Linked DNA regions of Homo sapiens: region 1 is linked to region 2. Evidence: read pairs that join two places in POLR2A ChIA-PET (ENCODE). Cell type or tissue: OCI-LY7. All regions are shown on one strand.

Region 1 (4,000 bases), 220 kb before region 2:
CACCCTGTCATCCAGGTTGGGGTGCAACGGCTCAATCTCAGCTAACTGCCACCTCCACCTCCTAGGTTCAAGCGATACTCCCACCTCAGCCTACCAAGTAGCTAGGATTATACAGGTGCACACCACCACACCTGGCTAATGTCTTTTGTTTGTGTATTTTTTGTAGAGATGGGGGTTTTGTCATGTTGCCTAAACTCCTGGGTTCAAGCAATCCACCGACCTCAGCCTCCCAAAGTGCTGGGATTACAGGAGTGAGCCATCGCACCTGGCCAATTTTTTCCTTTTACTGTGTCTGTGGTTCCACAACTTCCTTTTTTCCTGTTCTCTATGGACTTTCTACCTCATTTGGACTCTGCTTAGATTGGCCTAGTTCTCTTTAATCAAATCTTCAGGAACCAATTCATTACCATTAAAAATGATCTAACAAGCTTTATTTTTTATCATTGTTAAAAATCCTCGTTTTGAGTAACACAACCACAAAGTAAAGAATGTTATCATTGATTTAACCAGTAAAAGACAATACTTAACAATAAAATTTTAAAAACATACGCCAGCCGGCTTACCTGGTGAAAAAAATGATTGCGGCTGCAAGCTGCATTTGCCAGACAATGGTTTTAGATTTGCTGTGCACGCTGAACGCCATGAAAAATGGACTGCCTGGCCTCTTCATAAGGAAATCAATTACTTGCCTCTTTCTGAGTGAAAAGAATGAAAGGATTTAAAAAATCATAATAACCAAAATGGGGAGAATAAAACAAACTGGGCAGAGGGATGGGCTACTTTGCGTCTTCAGCTTCTGAAGTCTTCAAAGCCCTCTTCCAGTTCTTAGAATTAGGTCACATGAAAAAATCTGGTAGGATGAAATGAGTGTCAGAGCAGGGAATGGAAAGGAGAGTAGAAACTTTATCAATGTGCTGTCGAGAGGTCTGAATCCACACTGATTCTTGATTCTTTGTGGCTGGAAGCTTACGGAATCTTCGCTGTCTATGGTGTTCTGCAGTTTTACAGTGATACGCCCTTGTGTGGGCCACTTTCATCCACGAGGTATTTTTGGTGGGCGTTTTCAATCTGGCAATTGTGTTTGATTCTGAGAACTTCTCCTGACAACTTCCTCTTTTCCCTCTTGTATTTATCTTGAGCTATGATTTTATTGAACGTTGGACTTCCTATTTTGGTCTTCTGACATTCTTATCATTTCTCTCCAGTTTTCCTCTTTGTCTCTTTTTCTTTTTGGGGTATTTGTATGTGTTCAGGTTTTTAAGATTTCCTTATCTTGGTCGTCCAACCCTACTATCCAGTTTTTCCTTTCTGCTACCATATTTTTATTATCTAAGAGCTCTTTTGTTTTTAGAATCTTCCTTTAAAAAAATTAGTAAAATCCTGTTTCTGTGTCCTGGATATAGTATTTTCTCTTACTTTTCTGAGGCTATTAATGACAGGTTTTTTTTTTTCTCCTCTGTGCATGGTCTGTTTCTTCTAAGTTGCTGCTTCCTATTCTTTTTTTTTTTTATTTCTTCCTCAGATGTTTATTAATTCTTAATTTTCTGCTTCTCATTAACATCGTGGTACTCTGTAGCCAGTTGGAAGCTCTGAGCAAGTGGGTGGGCCTTATCAATTTTGACTTAACCATTGGATGATTTTCATTGTCTCTTTTATTGGGGGAAATCCCTCTTGTCAGTATCTTGAGGTCTGTCCTCGAGAGTAAGCTCTAGAGGAGCGATGGCATGGAAAGGCCTTTTCCTGTGTCCTGCTTGAAGCATGGAGGTCTTGCTGGTGGTATTCTGGTGGCTGAGTGGTGGAAGAAAGCTTCATTTATTGTGCACACAGCATTTACTATGTATATCGTCACTTAAATCCTCAGTTTTCTGTACAGTACCTTTCTTCACAACTGAGCGTGGTTTCTCCCAGTCCAGGGAACCTCAGTTTACCTCCTCTAGAGACTAGACCTTTGGCAGCTTGAAGGGGAGAGAGATGGTTTAGGAATCTGCTCCAGCCAGTTCCCTATTCTAGAGACACCCCTCCTTGTTATCATTGCGTTTTGAGGATTGTGTTCTCAACTTCACCTTCCTTTTTAGTTGGAGATCAGACTTTCTTGAGTCTGCTGAGGCAGTAATCACTTGTTCATCTACTTTCAGAATTTTTTTTTTAATTGTGTGTCTCCTACTTTATCCTTATGAGTTAGTCTTTAACAATTTTTTTTTTTTTGACAGGGTCTCACTTTGTCACCCAAGCTCTGAACTGCAGTGGCGCTATCTTGGCTAACTGTAGCTTCGACCTCCTGGGCTCAAGCAGTCCTCCTGCTTCAGTCCCGCAAATAGCTGGGACTACAGGTGTGTGACACCACGCCCGGCTAATTTTTGCATTTTTTGTAGAGACAGGGTTTCACCATGTTACTCAGGCTGGTCTCGAACTTGTGAGCTCAAGCCATCTGCCCTCCTCGGCCTCTCAAAGTGCTGGGATTATAGGCGTGAGCCACTGCGTCCAGACTAACAATATTTCTTTAGTATGGTTTTAAGAAGGTTTCAGGAGGGAGCAAAATGAAATCTGTCACCTTAACCCAGAAACTGCTAAGAGAAACAATACATAAGGTTTTAAATGTATATTCTATGTCTTTTGGTTTGGATCAGATATTTTAAGAAATATGTGTAAAATATGTGTAACTTTTTTCTTTTCTTGCTCCCTTACCTCCCAAACATCTGGTCATGGTATTCATTGTGCCATTTTTTGCTTTTGTCTTTGTTTTAACATTTCACTGTTGAGGTGGTAACATGGAAACCTTTGTCAGCAAGGTCATTCCAAATGGTGAAATAACTGTAACCACATTTTTAAAGTTTAAAGTTTACTGCTCTCAGGAAGCTGAGGCACAGGAATCGCTTGAACCTAGGAGGCGGAGGTTGCAATGAGCCGAGATGGAGCCACTGTACTCCAGCCTGGGTGATGGAGTGAGACTCTGTCTGTCTCCAAAAAAAAAAGTTTACTGCTGTGTTGTCATTGTAAGTGGAAATTCAGTGATGGCTGCCTGTCAGGGAGCCCGGTGCTTGTACTCTGTATAGACATTCAGCAGTTATAGCAGGTCACATTCACGCAATCTCAAGTGCCCTCTTGAAAGGAGCTCATAGTCATCAGGATGGCTGGGAACAAATTAGGAAGTAAGTGAAATTTAGTCCATGCTCCAATTCTCCCATTCCTGTGCCTTCCTTTCTGTGCTGCTTGTCCTTACCCTTTGGATATTCACTCTCACTGCCTCTTTCTTTCCCTGTGCTGCCCTTTTTGGCCAGATACAGACCAAAGGTGTCTTGTCCACATACAGAAAAACCTTGACATCTGTAAGGCTCATTACACAGTAATCAGTGGTATAGGTCTTAGTTTCAGAGACCTGTAAAAAGAAGTAGTTGTGATAAGTTAGTAACAGCCAAGAGCAACATTTAGTGAGCACTTCATGCATGCCTCACAGTGTCCTAAGCATTTTATGTATTTTAAAATTAAACCTCCCAACAGCCCAATAACGCAGGTACTATATTTTTAAATTTTATTTTACTTTTAATTAATCACTTTTGGAGACAGGGTCTCACTGTCGCCCAGGCTAGAGTGCAGTGGCATGATCATGGCTCACTGCAGCCTCAATCTCCCAGGCTCAGGCTGTCCTCTCACCTCAGCCCCCCTAGGAGCTGGGACTACAGGCATGTGCCACCACGCCCAGCTGATTTTTTTATTTTTTATTTTGTAGAGGTCTCACTGTGTTGGCCAGGCTGGTCTCGAACTCCTGGGTTCAAGCAATCCTCCCACCGCAGCCTCCCAAAGTGATAGGATTACAGGCCTGGGTCACCATGCCCTGCCTTGCAGGCACTATTTTTGTCTGCATTTTATAGATGAAGAGACTAAATCTCAAAGAGGTTAAATAATTTGCCCTTGATTTGCCCAAGATCCTATGGCTCTTAGGAGGTAGAACCTGGAATTTTTTTCAGAACGTATTTTATGAGAGTATTTTCAATACCTTATT
Region 2 (4,000 bases):
CCAGGTCACCGTCAACTTACCAGGGAGTTTCCATCATAAAGCACAATCTCCCCTGAAGTCAGGCTTCCAGGATAGGCCAGGTAAGAATTGGAATGGTTGATAGAGAGAGCACATAGACCTGGCAAAGAAGAAACAGAACATGAGAAGCCTGGGGCCAAGGGAGAGATTGCACGGCTGGAGAGGGCATCTGAAAACAGTACAGCTACAGTGCCACCTACTGGCAAGGGGAGGAATGGCTTTGCAGACAACTGCTTTCCGCTGATGATTCTTCTGATTAAGGCTTCCAATAAAGCAACTTCACAGGGGAAGACCTCCTGATTTAACACTGGCTGCGTCCTTGCTACAGTGAAACAATGAGACTTGCCGGGCACAGTGGCTCATGCCTGTAATTCCAGCACTTTGAGGCGGGCGGATCACTTGAGGTCAGGAGTTCCAGACAAGCCTGGCCAACATGGTGAAACCCCATCTCTACTAAAAATACAAATAGCTGGGCATGGTGGTGCGTGCCTATAGTCCCAGCTACTTGGGAGGCTGAGGCAGGAGAATCGCTTGAACCCAGGAGGCAAAGGTTGCAGTGAGTGGAGATCGTGCCACTGCACTCCAGCCTGGGCTACAGAGTGAGACCCCGTCTCAAAAAAAAAAAAATATATATATATGTGTGTGTGTGTGTGTGTGTATATATTGCTCATTTTTACATTTTACCCCAGGACTCTGAAACAGCATCTACTTTTCTTCCAATTCCATTATCCTCTAGGGTTACAAGAGATTTCCTCAAAACTGAAATAAATCTTCCTATAGTGAAAAGTCAGTACATATTGGTCTTTCTGCAGATGATTATATACTGTTGGCCAGTAACTTCAAGTTGGAGAAGAGGAGCTGCCAAGAACCTATTTAGAAACTGAGAAATTTCAGGCCAGGCAAGGTGGCCCACACCTGTGATCCCAGCACTTTGGCAGGCCGAGGCAGGTGGGTCACCTGAGGTCAGGAGTTCGAGATCGGGCTGGCCAACATAGTGAAACCCTGTCTCTATTAAAAATACAAAAATTAGTCAGGTGTGGTTGCATGTGCCTGTAGTCCCAGCTACTCGGGAGGCTGAGGCAGGAGAATTGCTTAAACCTGGAGGTGGAGGCTGCAGTGAGTGAAGATAGTGCCACTGCACTCCAGCCTGGGTGAGAGTGAGGTTCTGTCTTAAGAAAAAAAAAAAAAGAAACCGAGCAATTTCTGAGCCAAATGCCCTGCCTTGATAAGGGAAATGGGTACCTCCCGAGGAGGAAGTTTATTTGAGGTCTGCGTCTGCAGTCAAGATGGTGTGCCTAGACATTGAGACAAACTAAATAAAGAGGACATTTTGGATTTAAGATGCTTCAATAATATTCCGGAAGAGTAAACAGCCCATCAAACCACTGAACCAACATAAGCTGTTTTTATTTATAAGGGGATTCAAGAAGGGAGCATTTAAGTAAAGGATTTTCAAAACAATGGTTTAGATGAATAGAGGTGCACATGATAGCAGTGAATTCCAGCAATTCCATAGAAACCAAAGTGTTACCAGAAACTTTGAGATCACGCAAGAGAGACATCTCTCTTAAAAAAAAAAAAAAAAAAAAAAAAAGTGACTGGCGTCTATTACAAGTTAGTATATTAAGTGGGTTTCTTCTAAAAGTATAAGAAAAAACTTTAGGTCAGGCTGAAACATACCTCAACTAATCTGCTGAGGAAGGAGAGCAAAGGAAAAAGAAAGTAAACATTTAGAGTTGGAACCTAGGTCTCATTTCCTGCTCTGGCTTTGCTGAGTCCACAGCAGGGCTGTCCTCTTATCACTTGCCATGCATAGCTACGGGAGGAAGTGGCTGAGCCCCGGAACCTTTAACTGCACGTTCTGGCAGCCCTGCCACCCCTTTGGCGATACAAGGTCATTCCTGGCCCCAGCCTTAGAAGAGGCCACTCGTCCATTTCCAGTTTTGCTCTGGAAACCCCAATTCCTCACCCCTTCTGAATTCTTTGCTATCCAAATGAAATTTCAAGAACAGCTAGGCAGGCAGAAGGGATTCTAGTCTTGTGAAACTGGGGAGGGAAGGCAGTCAGGAGATCTGGTTGTCTTGTGTGCTGGGTTCCCAAAGAGGCGGCTGGCAGAAAAGATGTGAAGACTGTGGAAATCTTACAAGGACTAGCGTACCAAACTAAAGAGTTAAGACCTTACAAATGCAGTGTGTAACTGCTGAAGGTTTCTCAGCACATATGTTTTGCTTTGTTTTTTGAGATGGAGTCTTACTCTGTTGCCCAAGCTGCAGTGCAGTGGTGCGATCTTGGCTCACTGCAACCTCCGCCTCTTTGGTTCAAGCGATTCTCCTGTCTCAGCCTGCCAAGTAGCTGGGATTACAGGCGTGTGCCACCACGCCCAGCTAATTTTTGTATTTTCAGTAGAGACAGGGTTTCACCATGTTGGCCAGGCTGTCTCGAACTCGTGACCTCAGGTGATCCATCTGCCTCGGCCTCCCAAAGTGCTGGGATTACAGGCGTGAGCCATCGTGCCTGGCCTAGCACATATGTTTTTAAAAAGGCTGTGTTAAAAACACGATGAGATACCACTGTACAACCACTAGGATGACTATAGTGAAAAAGACAGATAAATGTTGGTGAGGATATGGAGAAACTGGGATCTTATGCACCGCTGGTGGGAATGTAAAATGGGGCAGTGCTCTGGAACGTTTAGCAGTTCTTCAAAAGCTAAACATAAAGTTCTCATATGACCTAGAAATTCCACTCCTACATATACACCCAAGAGAAATTTAACATATGTCCACACAAAAACTTGTATATGAATGTTCATGGCAGCATTATTCATAAGTCAAAAAGTGGAAATAACCCAAATGTTATCAACTGATAAATGGATAAAGAAAATGTGATATATTTTTATAATAGAATATTATCCAGCAAGAAAAATAAAGTATTGATACATGCTACAACACAGAAGAACCTTGGAAACATTAGGCTATGTGAAAGAAGTCAGTCACAAAGGAACCGATATTGTATGAGTCTCCTGATATAAAATGTCCAGAATAGAGAAATCCATAATCTAATAGAGACAGAAAGTAGATTAGGGGTTGCCTATGGCTGGGGGCATAGGGAGTGATGGCTTAGAGGTACAAGGTTTGGGGCGATGAAAATGCTCTAAAATTAATTGTGGTGATGGTTACACAATTCCGTGAATATACCAAAAGCTATTGAACCATGCATTTTAAACGGGTGAATTGTATAGGATGTGAATTTTATCTCAAAAAAGATTTTCAAATTTTATTTTAAGGCATGTTTCAGGAATATTTATCTGGTTAGAGATAGGCTGAGGACATGAGTTCAAGACTGAGGTCTGCTATGTACTGTGAAACTCTGGCCGAGTTATTTGCTGCTCTTTCAGGCCTGTTTCCTGTCTGTGAAATGAAGGCTACCGTGATATAGAGGTCTTTCCAGATTTAACACTTCAAGATGCCAAGCCTTCGTTTCTTACTTCTTCCCTCTGAAAATACTGGGCGTGTCTTTGTGGCAGAGAGAGCTAAGCAGTCTTGGAGCAGAAGCCTTGGACGCATACCTCCAGCTGTGCTTCAGAGTCTTATGTTAAAACATAAATATTCCCAGAAGGGAAGAAACGTTTAAACTTTCTAAGCTAATATTGAACTTTCTGCAATACCTATTATAGAACTGGTTGACACTAGATGCTAACAAGAAAGGGACAAAGGATAAGAGTGAGGGCAGGCATACTCTGACACATACCACTTATTTGACAGTTTTGCCTCCAGGCTCGCACCTCTACCAATCCATCTGAATTTAGACAAGGAATCCTGCCTTCCTACCCTTACAGACTTAATGAAGGTCCCCAGAAAAGCCTACTGTGACTTCCCTATGGCCCAAGTGTCAGAAAAATCCAACGAGCCACACGAATGTATCTTCGTATCTTGGGAACCACCCAAGGCAAGCAAGAAGAGTTTTCCTTAGCTTGGCTATT

Evidence for each region. ChIA-PET counts read pairs that join two places held together with the same protein. Peaks named below come from ENCODE experiments on the same cell type or tissue, not always from the same donor. Only the 100,000 strongest peaks of a DNase experiment are listed, where the experiment ranks them.
Region 1: POLR2A ChIA-PET joins it to region 2 with 5 read pairs; 10 of 35 experiments call an interaction of 5 or more read pairs at or near these places.

Annotation. Positions count from the first base shown.
Region 1 is chr17:68,212,597-68,216,596 of GRCh38, forward strand. It overlaps a transcript of AMZ2 not described here. Among named protein-coding and RNA genes, the nearest start is that of AMZ2, 33 kb to the right of the region's middle. In OCI-LY7, a CTCF peak has its summit at 2,235; DNase peaks (open chromatin) are centred at 1,085, 1,651 and 2,315; H3K4me3 peaks cover 2,623 bases; H3K27ac peaks cover 4,000 bases.
Region 2 is chr17:68,436,362-68,440,361 of GRCh38, forward strand. It overlaps WIPI1 (WD repeat domain, phosphoinositide interacting 1), which reads right to left. Exons shown (of 13, transcript NM_017983.7): 5 at 21-118. It also overlaps a transcript of ARSG not described here and a transcript of PRKAR1A not described here. Among named protein-coding and RNA genes, the nearest start is that of MIR635, 14 kb to the left of the region's middle. RefSeq lists an enhancer at 1-179 and a silencer at 1,896-1,985. In OCI-LY7, CTCF peaks have their summits at 201 (motif pointing left) and 2,627; DNase peaks (open chromatin) are centred at 210, 1,270, 1,820, 3,430 and 1 weaker place; H3K4me3 peaks cover 2,628 bases; H3K27ac peaks cover 4,000 bases.